Regions from separate parts of the Homo sapiens genome. Here region 1 is linked to region 2. Evidence: chromatin loops called from intact Hi-C (ENCODE). Cell type or tissue: HCT116. All regions are shown on one strand. Each heading gives the region's core, and the rest is flanking DNA. Links, peaks and the distances in the headings are about the cores only. Region 1 has its middle 110 kb from the start of LINC02370. Region 2 has its middle 38 kb from the start of ADGRD1.

Region 1 (11,524 bases), core at 1,463-9,462, 540 kb before region 2:
GGAAACAGGGGCCACCTGGGGAGGATGGTCATAGTGTCATCAGGCACAGTGCCCACTCCACTGCCAGGGACTGTGCTGAGGGTTCATGAGCCATCCAGGGACACTGCTTACATCCCAGTGCAAGATAGCAAAAACACTGGGAAAACCTAAGAACTGAACACAGGGAACTGTCTCAACTTTAGGATGGAGGCAGACGAGTGCTCTGCAGAAATCAGCGGGTCTCACAGATCTGCGTTAATTAGAAGCAATGGTGTCTGCAATCTAGTGAAATTGGTAGATGACAAAATATTGTTTATAAAGTGGTCCCATCTAGGTATAAACAAGGTTACGCCTATTACATTCTATGTGTGCCTTTTTAGAAGTGAGACTGTAAAAGATGGTAAAAATTCAATTCAATCCTAATTGTTCACAGTGATTTGTCCCTGATAATACAAATTTATAGGGTTTATTTTCTTTGCCTGTCATTATTTCCTGACCCCCTCCCCTTCCTGCCTTTATGAGTAATGAATGTGCATTACTTATGCAGTTAGACAAATAGGAGGCTTTAACACTTGGCTTTGTTTCCTGGCTGGCATCTTCCTCTCCGGGCACATCTCCTAGCAAGAACAGCTTCTGAATTTTCCCGTGTTTGTGAAATGCATGGACATTAGCTCTGCCTGGCACAGCCGAGAGCAAGGAAAAGTCAATCAGAAAAGCAGAGAAAAACAGACCCAAACACAACTTGAGTTCCAGAATATGGTGACACTCTGTGCACCCACACTTAGGTTCGCTCATTCACTCGTCCTGGTGGAAAAGATACCAGGAGATGAGTAATCTAAGAGCAGTCCATGGATGACGGAGGATTTATATTTGGCTTGAGAATAAATTAATTCCCTTTTTAATAATGATCTCCTCCCAGGAGAATGACATTTTTAAATGCCTGATTTGGCTAAATATTAAGAGTGGAGTCCTCAGTTCACGCTGATTAATGGAGAGGGCGGGGAGGAGCAGGGGTGGGTGGGGGCACACGGAGGGCACAGGTGGATGGGGCAGCCTGTCTCGGAGCAGAAATCCCATAGACGGCATCCCTGGGCCCTTCTGTGCCGCAGCAGGAACCAGTGCATGTAGGATGTCCCTGAACCATGGGCGCCGGGGCAGAGTCCTGAAAGTAACACCTTCATGGAATTCAATAAGAAAAATCTGAGCAGACTTCATGAAATCTGATTCAATGATCTATTCTCATCGTTAAAAGGGGGACTCCGATTTGGGGCAAGGCCAGGGGAACTTACTTTTCAGGATTAATTAAATAAGCCACGTGTATTTCTCCATGGAGACCTGCCCTGTCTAGCTGCACGCCGGTTAATCAGGGAATTGTCAGGACCTGCTCTTTGCTGCTCCTGGGTCAGATCCCCGCCCCGCTTTCCCTTGTCCCCATCCCCTCCTCCAGACTGCGGTCACCTACCCAGGCCAGGGTAGCGCTGGGGGGTAGGGGGAGCAGGTCCATGCTCTGTGGCTTTGTGAGAACACAGGCGGCAGGCGCCTCTTCGCATCCACGTTTCTCTCCCCATCGCTCCTCATGCCCTGCCTTTGATGGTGAAATGGAACTAGCTCAAACTCGGCTTCCTTCTGTGAAAACAGTGAAAAGGCACAGGCAAACAAGAATATGTGACCGTCACAGCGCAGCTGGGCTGACAGTCCTTCAAGTGGCTGGGAGTTCTTGTAAGGGAGGATAATTACATTTTCATTGTGTTAAAAAAGGAGGAAATGTGGAATACACCCACCATCACTGCTTGAATCTCCTGAAATTTCATTTCCTTCTGAAACTGTTGGGAGTCACAGGCAGGCCTGTGGCTGGACTCATGACACCCCCGTGGGTGGGTGGGTGAGAAGGTGCTCGGGGCCCTTCAGTGTGGGGTGAACAAAACCCCCAGACCCTCCACCAGCTTCTATCCAGGACTCAGACCCACAACTGCACATGAGGTGCTGAGCCTCGGGCGCATAACTGAATGCCTCCCCCATAAAGATGTCATTGGCGCGGAAAAAGATGAACCTCATTGAAGAGCGAGTTTCCAGCTCAGCAGCACCTGGGCTTTGTCCAGCCTGGGCCAGGGCGGAAGTGCGTTGAGGTACTTCCCGGCGTGAGTTTGGATTTGGGGACCCGAGGGACCCGTGGAAGGTGAGGAGATTCCGTGTCGGTGTCAGTCCTGGGACCTCCCTGTGCAGAGAGGCTCACGTGTTCCCACGCTCCCTCCTTCAGCGCGGTGGGTACCAGAGCCAGATCCGCAGGGAGGGCAGGGCTGAAGCCACGTGAGACGCCCCAAGCCGGGCGATCCAGCACCCGTCAACGTGAACGCCATTGAAGCCTAATTGTCAGTCATTAAACAGGACAAGACTGCCCAGGATCTCAACTGGATAATTCAAACAATTAGAATAACAAGGGTTTGTTTCGTCCTAACATTACTGAGCCGAAGAACAATATTTGTGGCATTAACTCTGAAAGTGTCTCGTTCTCAGGACTAAGCAGCGCAGCCTGTGACTAGCAAATACTTCACTGGACAAAACCCCACTCTTCCCTGTAGGACGGCCTCAGGGTCCTCGAGGGAGAGCCCACTCTGACCCCATACCCAGGACGTTCATTACGACACATAGGCAGCTTCTTCGGGATATAAAAAACATCACATTTTAATGACATAATCACCTCTCTTCATTATGTCATTAGCAAAAGCACCATAATTACACACTTAGAACCTGAAATCATCAATAGGGGCCCTGTTTTGTAATTTGAACTATAATTTATAATGGTGAACCCTCCACAGTTCCAGGCAACATGCAGAGAAGGTAATTTCTAGATAGATGACAAGCGGTGCCTTCAGCAGCCTGGGTAGTCACACTGTTCGATAGTAAGAAAGAGGTTTGGAGCCCTGGTGGGAAGCTTCAAGTTAAAGAAGCCAAGAAATTAAATAAACGGAAAGTAGATTTGAAATACACACGGCAAACTGGCAATTTGTCTTTGAGTGTTTTAAAATCACAAACAAGACACTCTGGTGTTTTTCAAAGACAAAGGTTGGGATTTCCCCTAACATTTAGAAACAGTTGGGAGCATGTATGTGAACTCATGTGTTGAAACTGCTCTGCATTCATTTAGGACTTTTATCTTCAAGTCACCTTCTGGAGGACTTGGGCGTGTGTTTGGAAACGTCCCTCTGGAGCCGCGTGGGAATCCTTAGGGTTCAGCCGCATAGGCGCTGGGGAGTCTGGAGCAAATAGCACCCACCGGTCTGGGTCCGCTCTTCCTTGCTGAGGGGCGTCTGGAGAAAGGAGGAGCCTACAGGTGGAGGGGGGGAGGTGGGGTCCTGCCTGTGCCTGGGGTCCTGCTGCCTCAGGGTCAGGACCCTGGGAACCCCACCCCGACCCACTGTGTCCTGCTCTGACTTTGCCCTTGGTGGCGGCGGTGGGGGCCGGGGGGGGGTCTCTCCATGGTTCTGCCAGGCTGGGAAATGCCTGCTCCGCATCTAGCTTCCTGCTACCCCCTCACCATCTTGGCTGTCAGCACTGCTCCAAGACCCAAATACTGGGGCTGTGGATGGAGAACCTGGCTGGAGGCAGTCAGGGCTCCGCTGTTCAGGGACTTAAGTAAGGGGACTGAGCTGGCCTGGGGTTGGTCGCACACTCACTGTGGCTGCACATTCCCGTTCTCTGCTTCCAGGGCAAGGAGAGGACCGTGCATCCTCAGTGACAGTGGTGCCTCACCATGCTTTAGAGAAGCCTGTCCTTGCCCCCGAGCTGCTCTCCATGGAGTCCTGTTTGCGCACCGGAGGTCCCTGTGAAGGAGCGTCCATCAGGTCTGGACGTGCACCTGACCTCGCTGACTGAGAACGTGGTGACTAAGGTGACTAATGCTCCATTACTTCTGCGTCTGATACCCAGGTCCATGCAGGCTTCTCTGGCCTCTGTCCTTGGATCCTTAAATTAATCCAAGGATGCAGCAGTTGGGGCCTCACTGGAGAACTCGTGTATTTACCACACAGGAGACTGAGGCAGGGAGTGGGTTACGGAGGGGACGGGAGAGCTGAGAAGTCAGATGGGGGCTGGGAGGCAACTCAGAGGCCAGGAGAGAAGGCGGCGGCTCCATCCCTGGGCTGGAGCGGGGTGGGTGGTGCTGGCGGAGCCCAGGGCTGGGGTCTCTGGGGAAGCTGGACCCACAGCAGCCTCGGTGTGCAGGAACGACGTGCGCAGCAGGCCGGAGGCTGCCTGATTCTGACGCGTGTTCATGGAGGCCCGTGTGCAGCGATGAGCCCCAGCCAGCATCCGGGTGATCCCCAGCCAGCATCCGGGTGATCCCCAGCCAGCATCCGGGTAATCCCCAGCCAGCATCCGGGTGATCCCCAGCCAGCATCCGGGAACTTGGCTTTTGGAACGTTTCCTGAGTGACTGGTTGACCAGGTCGTTTGTGCACTCAGGGAACTAAGCCGTTCCCTACCAGCTGCCTGGACTCTGCAGTGTGATCAGCGCACGCCTGACTTCTGTCACCACAGTGGCTGCACAGGCAGAGGGTGCCTATGTGACCAGCCCCCTGTAGAAGCCCCGCACTCGGAGACCTACACGGCCTCCCTGGGAAGCGACACTCTGGATGTGTTGCTGACTTGGTTGCTGGAGCAAGACGCGTGTTTGGTGGACTCCCCTGGGTCTTTCTCCCCTGCTGATCTTGCTACGTGGCCTTTCTCTGTAATAAGCCATGGAGTCCACTCTCTAATCACGCAGTGTGTGGTGGCCCCAGGACCCCTGAGACGTGGAGCTGGCAGGGAAGACAGGCAGCTGCCCGAGGCGCTTGAGGCAGAGAAGGATGGGGAATAGCCTGGCTCCTCCCCGCCCCCCATCACCCACCAGGGCCTCTCACTGTCTGAGCTCAGCCTGAGGCTAGCTGACCAGGGGTGTGGGAAGCCCAACTCTACAAATTCGCAGCAGATCAGCCCCCAACCCCCACAAATTCCCAGCAGATCAGGAAGGGCGGGGCATGGATGAAAGGGCATCAGGGCCACAGGCCCAGGACAGGCACGTGGGTTGCTCTTGGAGGCATTTGCAGGTACACTAAGAAGCTCCAGGAAGGACACACACACACACATATACACACACATACACATACATATGCACACACATACATACACAGACACACACACACACGTACACAGACACACAGACACACATACACACACACATTCCCCTGCCCTCCCATCTCCAGACCTTGCGGTCCCCATGAGCTTCCCGATTCCTGGCACTGCCGGGCTGTCCTGAAGGCTCTTTTGGCCAGAAATGGGCAGGGATCTGAGAGCACCTGCTGTCGGGTGAGTCCTACTGTACTCATGTCAGAGATTAGGACGAGAAGACACAGGAGTGAGCTGGGCTGGAGTCTCAGCTGCAGATGACAAGGAGAGCACAGTGGAAAGCCTGGCCCACCTCCCCTCCCCACTGGGCCCCTGGGTGGGATACCACCATTTCCAGAATGGGCTGTGGGTTGCGCGGGCTCCTGAGGTTCGCTGAACCGGGGCTCTGAGGGGTCCCCAAAGTGCTTCCTCCCTGTCCTGTGCCCCCACCCCATGGGGTGGAAGAGCCGCCCACAGGCCTGGGTTCCGCCATGCACAAGGGAACTGGACCTTGGTGACTATTCAGGAGGGAGTCTCCGGGCTGCCCTTCCCATGACCACATGTCAATCCCCTTTGGCCCCAAGGGAATTTCTCATAACCCTCCCTTGGAGGAGCCCCCTCGGTGCCAGCCCACCCTCATCACTCTCTCCTGAACCCCCATGAACAGACTCCGTGGCGCCTCCACCTGCCTTTGTCCCGCCAACCCTCCCTGTCCAGAGCAGCCATGGGGCCTCTTACAGTTTTAAGTCTGTCTGCATCACGCGTTTCCTCAGAGTCTCCTCAGGCTGGGTGAGTCCTCGTCCTAATAGGCCCTGACTGCCTGGCGCTGCCTACCTCTCCTGCCTCAGCAGGAGCTGCCCACACCTGTCCTCAGCCAACCAAGCTCCTAACCGTCGGGGATCCTGGGACTCGGGCCTGCCTTTGCTGGACACTTCCGTCAGATTTCTACCTGGCCACGTTCCACTCTTTCTTAAGGATTCTGCTTAAAAGTCACGTCCTCTAAGGCTCCTCGCTGGCCTTCCCCACCACATTGATGTCCAGGTAAGGAGCTCGGGGGTTTAAGGAGCAGATGGAGCTGTGGGGCTGGGCACAGATGTTGAGGCAGGGGTGGGGGCAGGAGCCAGGGAGTGTCAGGCTTTGACCCAGAAAGGAAGGGAGCCATTGGAGGGAGCGTGTGGCCTGGTGACTGTGGTCGGGAGACGTCTCTTCCTTAGGCGATAGTTGCTGTGGGCATGTGAGGAGTGGCTGGGAGCTGCTGCATGGCCGGGCTGTGTATGCCCTGCATGGCCACAAGGGGGGCAGGTGCTCCTGCAGTGGAGCTGCTTGCAGTTCCTGTCCCTGCCGTGTCACATGGGCCTCTGCAGAGTGTGAGAGGGTCCCTTGCAACTCTGTGTGATTTTGTAGTGTCTTCCCCAGGAACACCCTCCCAGTCACATAAACCTCAGGCCCACAAGGCCTGGGCGCCTCTCCTGCTTCCCTATGCCATGTGCCCCGGGGACGAGGGCCCCACCTGCCAGCTTGTGGACTTCAATTCCCATCAGTGCTCACCCTACTGCAGCCCATTCTCACTGCAAATGCTCTTTGTTTTATTTATTTATTTATTTATTTATTTATTTATTTATTTATTTATTTTTGATAATTGGGAAAACTTTTAACTGTGATTCATTACATTAATACCCAATAGATGCATCTGGCAAAATAATTAAATGATAAAAATCACAATAATTTTAATTTTAAAATCAAAATAATTTAAATCAGCTTAGTAAAACCTTTCTCACCTTCCACCTATGCATTTCATCAGTGAGAAAAATCTTGATCTAGTGAAGTTGGGGCAGGGGCAATGTATAAGCCCTCTTACCTCCCCAGGACACAGCATAAGTCTGGAATAGACAGTTCAGGAAGCAGTCTCTTAAACTGCATCGTGATGATGAAGTCCTATATTAAGTAAGATCCCAAAGATGGTTAATAGCAGGCAGGCTAAGAGCTGTAACCTCTAGTCTTTTCCTTATGAAATATTGCTTCCAGTTTAATTGATTTTATTTAGATGGGTTTACACTTAAACACAGATATTCAGGCAGCACTTGTATTTCCCTAGGGACTCTGTTTATAAACATTCAGAGATAGTTATGGATAAAGTTAGAATATCTTTCCCTCTTTTGCTTAATATTTATTAAGGACTTACTATGTGTTATATTCTGTGCTATGTGTTTTACATAAAATACATCATCACAATGACCTTCTTTTGCAGATGAAGAAACAAAAGTTCTGAGAGGTCTTCAGGAACTTGTATATAATTACAGAGGTAATAAGGATTGGTTGGAAATGAAACCAAGGGCTACCTCCTGTCCCCAAAGCTCATGCTCTTAACCCCTTCACCATGAGTTTCTGGTTCTATTCCTAGACTCTAGGCATCATATACTCCTGTTAATACTTTCTGTCTTCAAGCAAGTCCATTTACATTTATATTATAAAAGGTTAAATTGTTCATGAATATAGCTTCTAGATTCAGACCACCTGGATTCAAATTTAGACTCCACATATACTGGCTGTGAGATATTGCCCAGTGTGCATAATCTTGCCAAGGCCTCAATTTCTTCACTTATAGTATAGGGAAGACAGTATGGCCTACCTAGTGACAATGGATGGTTGTGAGGATTAAACGAGATAAATCATGTAAAGCATTTGCCTGACTCTTATTAAGTGTTCAATAATACTCTCATAGAGTGTAAACTCCTTTGAAATTAGGCATAAGACTTTAGGTATATAAAGAGCCTGAACAGAGATGTACTTGAATTCACGTCTTTATAAAACACAAAAATTATTGCAACAATCTTCAAATAGTCTTCAAGCCTTCTCCACACATTGTTGTAATCTATGTAAAGGAAAATAAAAAAATCTCAGCCAGGAGCGGTGGCTGAAGCCTGTAATCCCAGCACTTTGGGAGGCCAAGGTGGGCGGATCACCTGAGGTCAGGAGTTCGAGACCAGTCTGGGCAACATGGTGAAACCCCGTCTCTACTAAAAATTCAAAAAATTAGCCAGACATGGTGGCATACACCTATAATCCCAGCTACTCTGAAGGCTGAGACAGGAGAATCACTTGAACCCGGGAGGCAGAGGTTGCAGTGAGCCGAGATCGCACCACTGCACTACAGGCTAGGCGACAGAAGGAGATGCTATCTCAAAAAAAAAAAAAAACAAAAAAAAATCTCAGGACCCCATTCTCCTTATGCCTGGAGACTGAGTCGTGCAACACCCCTTCCAAATGAATAGCTGTTACTAGCATCGTGAATAGCCAGATCCCCATGAAAAGGTAAAAGTCCTCAGGTATCTACAAAAGACTGGCCTGTTTTATTTTTAAAATGCAATTCCGTCCAAAGCAGGAAGGGGGCAGTGGCGCTGAGAGGCACAGCGGTGCAGAGGACGCCCCGTGGCCGGTGTGAACGCCCAGCTCCTGATTCATGTGCAGGGTGCTTCACGGGAGGGTTGGAAGGTGGTTATATCAGAATGGCACATTGCAGGAGGGACTTGCCTGCCATTGCTTGGACCCACAGCTGCAGCGTTTGCATGCTGAAAGCTGTTGTTATTCTAACTGTTGACACGGGGCAGCTCCAGCACAGCTCTCAGCAGGAAGCCTGCTCCTCCCCCAGTGTCTGTGGCACCATCACTGAACCAGTATCTGCAGCAGCCAGCAAACTGACTAATTACTGATGAGCCCCTTGTTCCTCATGACCCACTGGCTCTCATCTGGGGCAGGCCATGTGCAGAACATTTCACCCAACAACAGCAGGAAACACATTCTCTCCACGTTCACATGATACGAAGAATACATCCTATTCCAGGTGATAAAATAAGTCTCAGGAAATTTTAAAGAATGACATTATACCAAGTAAGTTCTCCAACAACACTGGAGTGAAATTAGAAATCTGTAATAGAAGAAAACTTGGTAAATTGGTCTATATGTGAAAATTAGACAACATATTTCTGAACAATAAAATGGGTCAAGAAGAAATCATAAGGGATATTAGAAAATACTTTGAGATGGATAAAAACAAAAGCACAATATACCAGAATTTATGGGATGCTGTGTCACAGGGAAATTTATTATAGCCACATACATCTAGATTAGACAAGAAGAAATATCTCAAGTCATTAACCTAACTTTCCACCTTAGGAAGCTGGGAAAAGAAGAGCACACTAAGTCCAAAGGAAGAAGAAAAAAGTGAATACAGATTAGAGCAGAAATAAATGGAATTCTACTCATTTTGAAGAATCAAGAAAATCGACAAAACTTTAGCTATGTTGACCCACGAAAAAAGAGGGACGATTCAAATGATTAAAATTAGAAATGAAAGAAGAGCATTACTACCAAGCTTATGAAGAATGAAAGATTGTAAGGAAATACGGCTAGGTGCAGTGGCCCACCCCCATAATCCCAGCACTTTGGGAGGCCAAGGTGGGCAGATATCTGAGGTCAGGAGTTCAAGACCAGCCTGGCCAACATGGTGAAAACCCATCTCTGCAAAAATACAAAAACTATCCAGGCATGATGGTGGGTGCCTGTAATCCCAGCTACTTAGGAGGCTGAGGCAGAAGAATCACTTGAACCCGGGAGGCAGAGGTTACAGTGAGCCAAGATTGTGCCATTGCACTCCAGCCTGGGTGGACAGAGAAAGACTCCATCTCAAAAAAAAAAAAAAAAAAAAAAAAGGATTATAAGTAAATACAATGTACCATGTACACCAACAAATTAGAAAACCTAAATGAAAGGAACAATCCCTAGAAAGTTGCAAATTTCCAAAACTGACCCAAGAAGAAAGAGAAAGCTTGACTAGACCTATAATAAGTAAAGACATTGAGTTCATAAATAATAACAGTTTCTACAAAGTAAATTACAGGACTAGATGGTTTCATTGAGAAATTCTCCAAATGTTCAAAGAAGAAACACCAATCCTTCAAAAACTCTCCTAAAATATGTGAGTATGGAATACTTCCTAACTCATTCTCTGAGGCCAGTTAGTACCCTGACACTAAAACCAGACAAAAGTATTACAAAAAAGGAAACCATAGATCAATGGCCTTAAGAATACAGACACAAAACTCCTCAACAAGGTACTATTAATCTAAACTGAGGAGCATATAAAATTATAATTAAAAATTATTACCAAATAAGATTTTTTCCCCTGGAATGCCATGTTGATTCAACATAAGAAAATCTATCAATATAACAGTATATTAATAGAGCAAAGAGCTAAAACTATGTGATATCTCAATAGATGTGGAAAAAAATAGTTGCATTTGACAAATCCAACACTTTTTCATAAAAAAAGTATTCAACAAATTAGGAATGAAGGGAACTTCCTCAACCAGCTGAAGGGCATCTATGAAAAGCCTATAGCTAACATCATGCTTCAGAGTGGAAGATGGAACTATTTTCCCATAAGATGAAGAATAAGATAAGGATGTCTGTGCTCACCATTTCCATTCAATATTGTACTGGAAGTTCCAGCTATGGCACTTAGGTAAGGACATGAGATAAAAGGCATCTGGATTGGAAAGGAAGAAGTAAAATTATCTCCATTTGCTGAGGATATGATCTTATCTATAGAAAACGCTAAACAACCTACACACACCCACACACAAAATCGGTTAGAGCTAATAAATGAGTTCAGCAAGGATGCAGAATACAAGATCAATACACAATCTCAGCTGCACTGCTAAACACTATCAATGAAAAAACTACAATGGAAATTAAGAAATAAGTGCCATCTATAAAAGCATCAAAAGGAATAAAACAGGAATAAATTCAACTAAAGACATGCAATATTTGCTTACTGAAAACTATGAAACATTGTTGAAAAATTAAAGAACTAATAAATGGAAAGACATCCCATGCTCATGTATTGGGAGACTGAATACTGTTAGGGTGGCAGTGTGCGCCAAATTGATACAGATTTAATGCAATCACTAGAAAACTCCAACTGTCTCTTTTGTAAAAATGAATAAGCTGATTCTAATTCCATAAAAGCCCTGACTTGACCATTATGCAATCTATGCATGCAACAAAATTGCACTTGTACCCCAATTTATCGCTTACCCCATAAATTTATAAACTGCATAAATTTATACAAGTAAAAAAATAAAATTCATGTGGACATGCAAGGGACCTAGAATAGCCAAAACAACTTTGAAAAAAGAACAAAACTGGAGGACTCACACTCTCAAGTTCAAAACTTACTATAAAGCTACAAACTGAATAGTCCACAGAAGAGTGAACTTGGATCCTCACCTCACATTATGTATGACAAATAACTCAAAATGAATTAAAGACCTAGAAATAATAGCTAAAAATATAAAACCCTTAAAAAACACAAAAGTACAAATCTTCATGACCCTGGATTAGGC
Region 2 (11,524 bases), core at 1,663-9,662:
ACTCTGACACAGAAAATGAACTTGTATCAGCTGAAGCCCCTGAAATGTTTGGAGGAATTTGCATGTGGATGGAGTAGGAGGGAACATTTACACCTACTGTGAAAGCTGAAGTGGGTAAAATCCTTCCTTTCCTGACTGATATGGTTTGGATCTGTGTCCCTGCCCAAATCTCACACTGATACGGTTTGGATCTGTGTCCCTGCCCAAATCTCACGTTGAATTGTAATCCCCAGTGTTGGAGGTGGGGCCTGGTGGGAGGTGATTGGATCGTGGGGGTGGCTTATCTTGAATAGTTTAGCACCATCTCCTCCGAGCAGTTTTCATGATAGAGTTCTCATGAGATCTGGTTGTTTAAAAGTATGTGGCATGGACCCCCTTCCTTCTGCTCCCACTTTGCCGTCCTCCATGAGTAAAAGCTCCCTGAGGCCTTCCCAGAAGCAGGTGCTGCCAGGCTCCCTGTAGAGCCTGCAGAGCTGTGAGCCAATTAAACCTCTCTTCTTTGTAAATTACCCTGTCTCAGGTATTTCTTTACAGCAGTGTGAGAACAGACCAATACACCAGCCTTGGCACAGCTGGGAGCAAGCCTGTGACTCAGGCTCTATGCAGATGGCCCTCTCCCCTGGCACTTTGAATCTCCAGCAGCAATGAACAGTCTGTACCTGCATCCTGGCCTCAGCTGTGATTCCTGCTGTCCAGCCTTCTGAAGTGCCCTTGGTTGGTTCCATTTTCCAAGATAGACCCTCTAGCTCCACAATGATGCTGTGAACCCCTGACGTCCTTTCAAAAATTCCCTTTTTGCCTAAGAAAGTCAGAGTGCTTGCAATCGAGAGCCCTGACTAATACACTTGATATCAGTGGAGAAAGAATGTTTACACATACTTCGTACATCCTCGGCCAAGCTGGCCACCCCGATCTCCCCTCCACTAGCTCTGATGCAATGGCTGAAGTGGCCACACCCTTGGCAAGATCTCCATGAACATGTCTTGTGAATTTACGACAATCCAACCAACCAGTCCTGGTCATTCGTTGGCCATAAAATGCACATTGGCAGAGAAGGATCCATGAAGCCAGTGCTGAATTCCAAGAGCAAGCTCAGATTTCTGAGCGTAAGTGATAAAACTTGATTCTGGGAGGAGAAAGGTCAGGATAATGCCTCCTCTGTCTGAGCACATGGACCTCCACTCTGAAGAGAGAAGAACAGGAGAGATGGCCAGAGTGAATGCTCAGGGGACAGAGTTTTGTTCCCTCCATTCAGCCCTGCTGTGGTCTCACCAATGCCTGGGCTCACCAGGCAGTTCACACAACTTCTGGATCTGTTAACTTTCCTCCTACGGTGGCGTCCCTAGATCGGAATGAAAATCTAATGCTGTGGCCGCTGCTGCAGCAAACAAACCCAAACACCGAATGGCTCACACGTGATGGATGTTTCTGTCTCATTCTCACAAGTCCAAAGGGTGCTTCCATGTAGCCAGCAACTGTGTCCTTCACGTGGTGACTCAGGGACCATGGTCCCTTCCATCCGTGGCTCTGTTTGTAATGTGTGGCCATTGAAGCTGCCTTGTTAGTCACCTCAAGCCAGTAGCAGAGAAAGGGAATGGCTGGCCGTGTGGCGGAAATATTTGCGGGTCACGACTGCAAGTGTCACGTACGGCTTCTATTCACATCCCATCGGCCACATCTAACTGTGAGGTGAGGCCAGGACATTCAACCACATGCCCAGAGAGTGAGGTCGTTTGCCCAGGAAGAGGAAATGTGTGGCAAGTGCTGACACTCGGCCACGCAAAGACTCAACTTGGAGGCTGAAAGTGCAGAAAACACCACAAGCAGCCATATTCCAACCCAAATGATCAGGGCAGGTGTGTATTGAAAGAAGGCAGTTCTCTAAATAGGTTTGTGTTTCTGATGACTGCCTGGTCTGCCCCTGGGAACTAAAGTCCAGGACAAGATGATAAAAGTGTGACCCCAATTAACTGCTCCAATTTCAACATGGGAGAATATGATTCCAACATGGAGAAATATGACTTCAACATGGGGGAATATGATTTCAACATGGAGAAATATGACTTCAACATGGAGGAATATGATTTCAACATAGGGAAATATGACTTCAACATGGGGGAATATGATTTCAACATGGGGAAATATGATTTCAACATGGGGAAATATGATTTCAACATGGGGAAATATGATTTAAACATAGGGAAATATGATTTCAACATGAGGGAATGTGATTTCAATGTGAGGAAATATGATTTAAACATGGGGAAGTATGATTTCATCATGGAATATGATTTCAGCATGAGGGAATATGATTTAAACATGGGGAAATATGATTTCAACATGAGGGAATATGATTTAAACATGGGGAAATATGACTTCAACCTGGGGGAATATGATTTCAACATGGGGAAATATGATTTCAACATGGAGAAATATGATTTAAACATAGGGAAATATGATTTCAACATGAGGGAATGTGATTTCAACGTGAGGAAATATGATTTAAACATGGGGAAGTATGATTTCATCATGGAATATGATTTCAGCATAAGGGAATATGATTTAAATATGGGGAAATATGATTTCAACATGGGGAAGTAGATTTCAACATGAGGGAATATGATTTCAACATGGAGAAATATAACTTCAACATGAGGAAATATTTAAACATGGGGAAATATGATTTAAACATGGGGGAATATGATTTCAACATGGGGGAATATGATTTCAACATGAGGGAATATGATTTCAAATAGAGAAATATGATTTTGACATGGAGGAACATGAGTTTTAGGTGCTAAGTATGAGCAACAGAGACGTTAGACCGGCAGACCCTTTGGAAATGGGCTGGCCCTCGATGCTCTGAGGTCATGGGGAAATCTTAGCCTCAACCAAAACAAACAAAAGAAAATAAAAGAAAACCACTCTTCTCGTGCCCTGGTTCAAACAGTTCCCTTTACAATTCTAAGCTGATGGCAGCATTGAGTAGCCGCACCTGACAGCTACTTTCTCCCCTTCTTCAAGGCCTGTTTGCCACCAGCTCCCTTCTCTGAGTGCAGAAAGCCTGTGAGGCTCACAGAGGCGAGGGCCGCCAGCCCGATGCCTGCAAGGTGGGGTGAAACCATAGGCACTCCATAAACTTGGCCACCTGGCCCCCAAACCACCTGCCACCCCTGGAGTCGACGGCTCCTCCTGCACCACCTCATAGCTAATGAAGGATGCAATCACGTTGGCCGTCTGGCAAATCTACATGTCTGCCAGGGCCCCGCCACAGGGCGCGGTGGGAATTAATACTGGGAGGTTGTGCCACGTTCCTGACGAGTGCAACGCGGGTCAGGGAGGGGTGACCTTTCCCTCTCCAGATGCCGTTCTCGCCTAGACACCAGCCACCCTGAAGGAACTGAAACAGGACCCCTGAAGTGAGCAGGCGCGTGTGGGCCGCTGTTAGCGCACAGCTTCTATCGAGACATCTAGAATATGTCTAGATGTCTAGAATATGTCTAGATGCAGAACTATCAATTCTAGAATTCCACGACGAAATCTTTCTCAAGGTTCAGACTCCGAGCCTCAGCGTTCTGCTCTGCTGCCCCCCTCGTGGAGATGGGTGTCTACTGAGCTCGCGGAGCAGGTGGGTGTCACCTGCGCTAACAGGTACTTAGTAAGGGGGTCCGTTCGTCAAATGGAAACACGCCACCCTTATCGTGAAAAGGGGAGCCGTCAGTCCCCACTTTCCCCTGATATCCACTATCTTTACCATCATCTAATGACGGAGGATGACCCGGTGTCCTAGCGGGATTACCAGGATCCCACCAACGCTAGCCTCACCTCCAGATACTCCACGCTCACCCAGCGTGTGCCCACCATGTTCCAACCACACAGACCAGCCGGGTCCTCCAAAAGCCCGCATCCCTCCTGCCTCAGAGGCTTTGCACACACGCCCCCTTTCCCTGGAATATGATCCACCCCACCCCACCTGTGGCTCTCTTGGCCAATGAACCCCGGTTCTTCCTTGAACCTCAGCACTTCCCCGACTTCTGAAGCTCACAGCCCCCGTTAGACACGTTCACAGCTGCCCGCTGCGCTTCCTCGCTGACAGCATTTAAAAGTTAGGAATTACCAGTCTCTGTGCTTGTCTCCCAAACTAAAATAATAAGCCTCAACAGGAGAGGTACCAAGCTGAGTCTGACTCACCCTTTGTCTCCAGCCGCTAGTGCAAGTCAGGCCTCCCGCACAGGGCTGCCCAATTTTCTTGAGTGAAGAGATGAGATGAATCCTGCAGGTGGTAAACAGGGTGGAGGTAGGCTACTGCCTTCTGTGGAAGTGCCTTCCTCGAGCTACGTACTGCACAGCACCCTAATACCGACGCGTGGTTCAAGAACCACTAGCCTCAGTGTCGGCCGGGAGCCGGTTAGAAAAACACAGAGTGCCAGGGCACCCCAAATTTCTCATGAAAGTTTGAGAGGTGCTGCACAGTGAAACTGAGGAAAGCATGCATGGACGAACAAAAACCTGTGGCTTTTGTCTCAGAGTCCCTTTGCTAAAATCTTGCCGATTGCCTCTTTCCAAGCATCAAGACCTGATATCCTCTGAAATCTCAGAAATCTCTAAAGCGATGATATTTGACAGACTTATGTGGCCTTACGAACCACCTGGATACCTCAAAGGACTTTTCCAGCTTAAATTGATTTATCTGATGCCCCCACAATTGACAGAGCTACTGCAGCTGGCGTCACGACGTTAAGAGCTGCCACAAAGTCTCCCTGTTTTCTTGAGTGTTTACGTTATACCTTCAATGATTGACCTTCCAGAGACACGATTTCACTGAGGCTTAGAACATTGAATTATTTCAAGACACAGCTCCACACACACGTATTAGTTCCCCTAAAAACCTGGATATTAGGTGCATCTGAACTACCCTAGGTATTCAGTGGCACAGCGTCTGCCTCGGCTTAAAATATGACTTCCCAATAACGTTGTTATTTCTACGATTCCTTTGCTGGCTGTGCATGCAGATATCTGCGGTTTCATGTGCCTCTTTGCAAAGGCAATCAGCCCAAGCAGCCGAGCGTAAACGCATTTCTAGTCGTCTGTGCTGCTCAGGGCGTCTCAGAAGACACACCAGTCTTTCCTCCCCTAAGTTGTAATGCTCTGAAGCACTTAAGGATTTCATTAGCAATGAACTAATCGCTGTTCTGCAAGACCTGAAAAGAAAATTAAAATGTGACCCAGAAAAGGACACCGTCCTTTGGTACTGCTTAGGCAGCCGAATCTCTCTTGTTCCAAACGACACCTGCTTGATGTGGCTTTTCTTCCGTAATAAGTTACAAATCCGTACTGCGATCATTAATCATGAGAGCCTCATCCACGTCCCCTTTTTGAGAAGGTGAGCTGGAGGGGTGATTACCGCGGACCATTTGAACAAAGGCGCGTAAGAGTGTGGCCACAGCGTGGAGCGTGAGCGTCCCCATGTGTCGCGAAGGGGAATTTATTCCATGAATGTCGCAATCGCCAATTGCACAGCGATTCTGAGAGGCGGCAGCCCGGCCGGGTCCTGCGTGCCGGGGATGCGGAGGTGCATTAGACAGTCAGGCGCCCTACCCCATAGCACATATTTCAGCTGGACAGCAAATATCTGTGTGCCCCACAAACAAGTCCCAGAGGACAGGGACCTCTTGCTTGGTTTACCAAGAATCACTGAGCGTCTAGAAAGGGTTTGGCACAGGTGACCAATAAATATGTATCGAATGAACAAATACAAATAAAAAGACAATTACGCATTTTGGGCAAGGCATGTTGGCTCACACCTGTAATCCCGGCGCCGTGGGAGGCCAAGGTCGTCTTGAGACCAGGAGTTTGAAACCAGCCTAGGCAACATAGTAAGACCCCATCTCTACAAAAAATTAAAAAATAAAAATTAACCAAGCATGGTGGCACGTGCCCGTAGTCCCGGTTACTCAGGAGGCTGAAGCAGGAGGATGGTTTGAGCTCAGGAGGTCGAGACTGTAGTGAGCTATGATCACACCACTGCACTCCAGCCTGGGTGACAGAGCAAGACCCCATTTCAAAAATTAAAAAAGAAGGAAATTATGCATTTTAAAAATGTGGTTGCATGGGCCGGGCGCGGTGGCTCACGCCTGTAATCCCAGCACTTTGGGAGGCCGAGGCGGGCGGATCACGAGGTGAGGAAATCGTGACCATCCTGGCTAACACGGTGAAACCCCGTCTCTACTAAAAACATGCAAAAAAAGTAGCTGGGCGCGGTGGCGGCGGCCTGTAATCCCAGCTACTCGGGAGGCTGAGGCAGGAGAATGGCGTGAACCCAGGAGGCGGAGCTTGCAGTGAGCCGAGATCGAGCCTCTGCACTCCAGCCTGGGCCACTGAGGGAGACTCTGCCTCAAAAAAAAAAAAAAAAAAAAAAAAAAAAAAAAAGTGGTTGCATGTTTTTCTTCTTGAGTTTGAAGAGTTCTGGTATATTCTGGATACAAGTCCTGTATCAGATATGTGACTTTCAAGTATTTTTGCCCATTCTGGGATATACATACATTTTCATTCTCTTAGCATCATTTGAAGAGAAGAAATTCTTGATTTTGATAAAGTACAATTTATAATCTTTTTTTATTTATAGATCATACTTGTGTCATATCTAGGAATTATTTACCTCACCCAAGATAACAAAGATTTTCTCCTATGTTGTCTTCCTGAATTTTAGCAGTTTTAGGTGTTACAGCTAATTCTATTACCTTTTTTGAGTTAATTTTATAGATGATACAAAATATTAATTGAGGCTTGCTTTTTCTGCCTATGGATGTCCAATTTCTACAGCATAATTTGTTGGAAAGATTATCTTTTCTCCGTTGAATTTCTTTTGCAGCTTTGCCAAAAATCAATTAACCATATGCCTATGAGTTCATTTCTGGACTCTCTACTCTGTTCCATTGATCTTTTTGCCTGTCTTTATGCCAATACCACACTGTCTTAATTATGATAACTTTGTAGTAATTCTAAAGTCGGGTAATGTAAGTCTACCAACTGTACTGATCTTTTTCTAAGTTGTTTTGGTTCTTCTAGGTCCTTTGTACTACCATTTAAATTTTATAATCGCCATGTCAATTTCTTCAAAATCTGCTGAGATTTTTATTGGAATGGCATTGAATTGATAGATCAATTTGGGGAGAATTGACATCATAATAATACTGAAACTTTCAGACCAAGAGCACAGTCTATGGCCCATTCATTTAGACCTTCTTTCTCTTAGTAGTGGGTTGTAGTGCAGTGTCCTTTACATCTTTTGTGTCTACATCATTTTTATGCCTTTGTAAGTTATATTTCTATTTCAATTTCTGCTTGTTCATTATGATTACAGAAATTCAATACATGTTGTATATAGATTTTATATCCTTTTTTTTTTTTTTTTTTGAGACAGAGTCTTGCTCTGTCACCCAGGCTGGAATGCAGTGGTGCGATCTCAGCTCACTGCAACTTCTGCCTCCTGGGTTCCAATGATTCTCCTGCCTCAGCCTCCCCAGTATCTAGGATTACAGGTGCATGCCACCATACCCAGCTACTTTTTTGTATTTTAGCAGAGATAGGGTTTCACTGTGTTACCCAGGCTGGCCTTGAACTCCTGAGCTCAGGCAATCTGCCCACCTCGGCCTCCCAAAGTGCTGGGATTACAGGTGTGATCCACCGTGCCTGGCCCACTTTTCAATTATAGCAGCTTTTTTGTAGATCATATAGAATTTTCTACATATACAATATACCATCTGCAAATAAATAATGCCTTTACACTTTCCTTCCCAATCCAGTTCCCTTTTATTTCTTTTTCTTGCCTTATTGCAAGAGCAATTGCACATTGCACTGCACCTCCAGACAACATCGAGTAGACACAATGAGAACAGGCACTCACCCGTGCCTTGCCCTGATCATAGGAGAAAGTCTTTTTAGCTGCTTAAGTATAAATATATATTAACTGTAAATTTTCCATAGATTTCTTTCATTATGATGGGGAAGCTACCTTCTAATTATAGTTTGCAGACAGTTTTAATCAGAAATGGATGTTGAAGTCTGTCAAATGCTCACTAGGCTTCTATTGAGATGATCGTGTAATGTAGCTCCTGATATGTTTAATTATATTGATTAATTTTTAAATGTCAAGTTAATCTTACATTTCTGGGGTAATGCCTACTTGCTCATGATGTATTATCCTTTATATATATGTTAATTTGGATTTGCTAATATTTTAAGAATTTTACTCAAATATTGATGTTCAGTGCTATAACTTTCCCTCTAAGAATGTAATGCTATAAATTTCCCCCTAAAGCCACTTTAACTCATCTCATAAGTTTTGACATGCTGTGTTTTCATTCTCATTTACTTCAAAATGCTAATTTTTCTTTTGGTTCCTTTTTTGACTTATGGGTAGACATGTGTTATTGAGTTTCCAAATACTTAGAGATTTTGCTGAGTTTTTTTTATTGATTTCCAATTTTTCCAACTTTTTATTCCACATGACCAAAAAATATATTTTGTAAAAAAAAAAAAAAAAAAAAAAAAAAAAAAAAAAAAAAGGGGCCAGGTGCGGTGGCTCACAACTGTAATCCCAGCACTTTGGGAGGCCAAGGAGGGCGGATCACAAGGTCAGGAGTTTGAGACCCAGCCTGGCCGATATGGTGAAACCCTGTCTCTACTAAAAATACAAAAATTAGCCGGGCGTGGTTGCGGGCGCCTGTACTCCCAGCTACTTGGGATGCTGAGGCAAAATTGCTTGAACCCAGGAGGTGGGGGTTGCAGTGAGCCAAGAGCACACCACTGCTCTCCAGCCTGGGCAACGGAGAGAGACTCTGTCTCAAAAAAAAAAAAATATATATATATATATATATATATATATATATGTATATATATATGTATATATATATGTATATATATGTATATATATATGTATATATGTATATGTATATATATATGTATATATGTATGTGTATATATATATGTATATATGTATGTGTATATATATATGTATATATGTATGTGTATATATATGTGTATATGTATGTGTATATATATGTGTATATGTATGTGTATATATATATGTGTATATATATATGTATATATATATGTGTATGTATTTATGTATTTTGTGTGACTTGAAGTCTTTTAAATTTACTGGGACTTTTCTTATGGCCAGAATATGGTTTTCCTTGGTAAGCGTTCTGTGCGCACTTGAAAAGAACGTGTATTCTACCATTGTTGAGTAGATCGTTTTAAAAGTGTCAACTTGGATGATGATGTTCATGTTGTTCATGATGATGTTCATCTTTACTGAGTATTTGTCCACTTGGTCTATCAGTTGTTGAGTGAGGGTGTTAAAATCTCTGACAATATTTGTAGTTTTTCTACTTCTTGCACATCTATCAGTTTTTGCTGTGCATATTTTGATGCTCTTTTATTAGGTGCATGAATGTTTATGATAATTAAGATTTCTTGATGAATTTATCCCCTTTATAATTTTGTAATGATCCTCTTAATTCCTGGTTTTTCTGCTACAAAGTCTACTATCTCTAATGTTAATATAGTCAATAAGCTTCCTTGCTATTAGTATTAGCATACTGTAACTTTTTCTATTCTTTTACTTTTAACTTACTTGAGCCTTTAAATTTGAAGTGAGTTTCCTGTAGGCAGCATACTAGATTGTCCAATTTGGCATCTCTTTCTTTCAATTTGAGGTATTTATACCATTTACATTTAATGTGATTACTGGTATGGTTAGATCTAAATCTATTATCTTGCCATTTATTTTCTATTTATCCTATCTATTCTTTGTTCCTTCTTCTTTTTCTGCCTTCTATTAGATTAAATGTTTTAAATGATTCTATTGTATTTCCATGCTTTGCTTATTGGCTATAATTCTTTACTGTATTATTTTAGTAGCTGCATTAGAATGTACCACATTCATCTTACACCTACTGCACTCCACCTTGAGGTAACATTACATCACTTCATGTATGGTATAAAAGCCTTATAAAAATACACTTCCATTTCTCCCTTATTGGCCTTTGTACTATTACCATTATACATTTCACCTCTACATATGTCATAAACCTCATATGACATTGCTTTAAACAATCGATTATGATATGAAGAAATTTTAAAAGTAGGTAAAATGTTTATATACCCACAGAGTGACCATAACCAGTTTTTTTTCCCTTGTATAGATACAGGTTTCCATCTGTATCCTTTTGCATTTCTTGTAGTACAGGTCTCCTGGCAATTAATTCTTTCAGCATGTGTTGGTCTAAAACCTTCTTTCGCCTTTGTTTATGAAAGATATTTTTTCTGGCTGTAGAATTCTAAATTGGCATTTGGGGGGTTTATTTCATGATCAGTGCCTTAAAGATGCTGCTCCACTGTCTTTTCCATTAACATTGTTTCTGATGCAAAATCTGCTGTCTTCCTTATATTTTTTCCTCTCAACAAAATGTATCTTTCTTTCTCCCTTTCCTGCCATTCCTTGGCTGCTTTGCAGATTTTCTCTTGATTACTAGTTTTAAGCATTTTAATTATAATACACATTGCTGTGGTTTTATTCAGGTCTTTTATGTTTGGGGTTTATTGAGCTTCTTGGACCTGTGAGTTCATAGCTCTCATAAAATATAGAACTTTTTCAGCAATTATCTTCTCAAATGTTTTGTCTGTCTACCCCGCTCCTTTTATATCTACAGATGGTCCCTGACTTACAATGGTGGACTTAACATTTTTCAACTTTATGATGGGCTTGTTGGGACATAACCACATCATATATTGAGGTTATCTGGATTTAACAGTGGTTCAACTTATGACTTTTTGACTTTAAGATGGGTTTATTGTGATATTGAATGAATTTTCAACTTACAATATTTTTTACTTATGATGGGTTTATCAGGACGTGGCCCTATTGTAATTTGAGAAGCATCTGGACACTTGCAGTAATTCCACAGATTACCAATGCTATGATTATTTTTATTTTGTCCTTTTTATTTATTTCATTTTGAATATTTTGTATTGCTATGTCATCAAGTTCACTAATATTTTTTTCTGCCATTAATCCTATCAAATGTGTGTGTGTGTTTCTTTTAGAGACAAGGTCTCCCTCCATCACCCAGGTGGAGAACAGTGGCACAAACCCAGCTCACTGCAGCCTTGACCTCCTGGACTCAAGTGATTCTCCTGATTTAGCCTTTTAAGTAGCTGGGACCACAGGCATGTGCCAGCATACCCAGATAATTTTTTTTATCTTTTGAAGAGACAGGGTTTTACTATGTTTCCCAGGCTGGTATTGAACTCCTGGGCTCAAGGGATCCTGCAACCTTGGCCTCCCAAAGTTCTGGGATTACATGCATGAGCCACTACACCTGGCCTGTATTTTTTTAATTGAATTATAGTTTTCATCTTGAGACATTGTATGGGTCTTTATAATATTCTCTATATCACTGCTTACCACGATCAGTCTTTCCCCTAGCCTCTTGAACATGTAGAACATATTTACAAT

What was found. Hi-C counts contacts between places; a loop is a spot of excess contacts. Peaks named below come from ENCODE experiments on the same cell type or tissue, not always from the same donor. Only the 100,000 strongest peaks of a DNase experiment are listed, where the experiment ranks them.
Region 1: it touches region 2 in a loop (14-fold over the local background); 18 of 110 quality-filtered maps call a loop at or near these places.

What each region holds. Positions count from the first base shown.
Region 1 is chr12:131,449,783-131,461,306 of GRCh38, reverse strand. It overlaps a transcript of LOC101929974 not described here. Among named protein-coding and RNA genes, the nearest start is that of LINC02370, 110 kb to the right of the region's middle. RefSeq lists a silencer at 6,504-6,553 and an enhancer at 6,130-6,635. In HCT116, for the core only: CTCF peaks have their summits at 6,409 and 8,520; DNase peaks (open chromatin) are centred at 6,446 and 8,536; H3K27me3 peaks cover 542 bases.
Region 2 is chr12:130,910,310-130,921,833 of GRCh38, reverse strand. No RefSeq gene overlaps it. Among named protein-coding and RNA genes, the nearest start is that of ADGRD1, 38 kb to the left of the region's middle. In HCT116, for the core only: a CTCF peak has its summit at 5,461; DNase peaks (open chromatin) are centred at 5,443 and 5,764; H3K27me3 peaks cover 799 bases.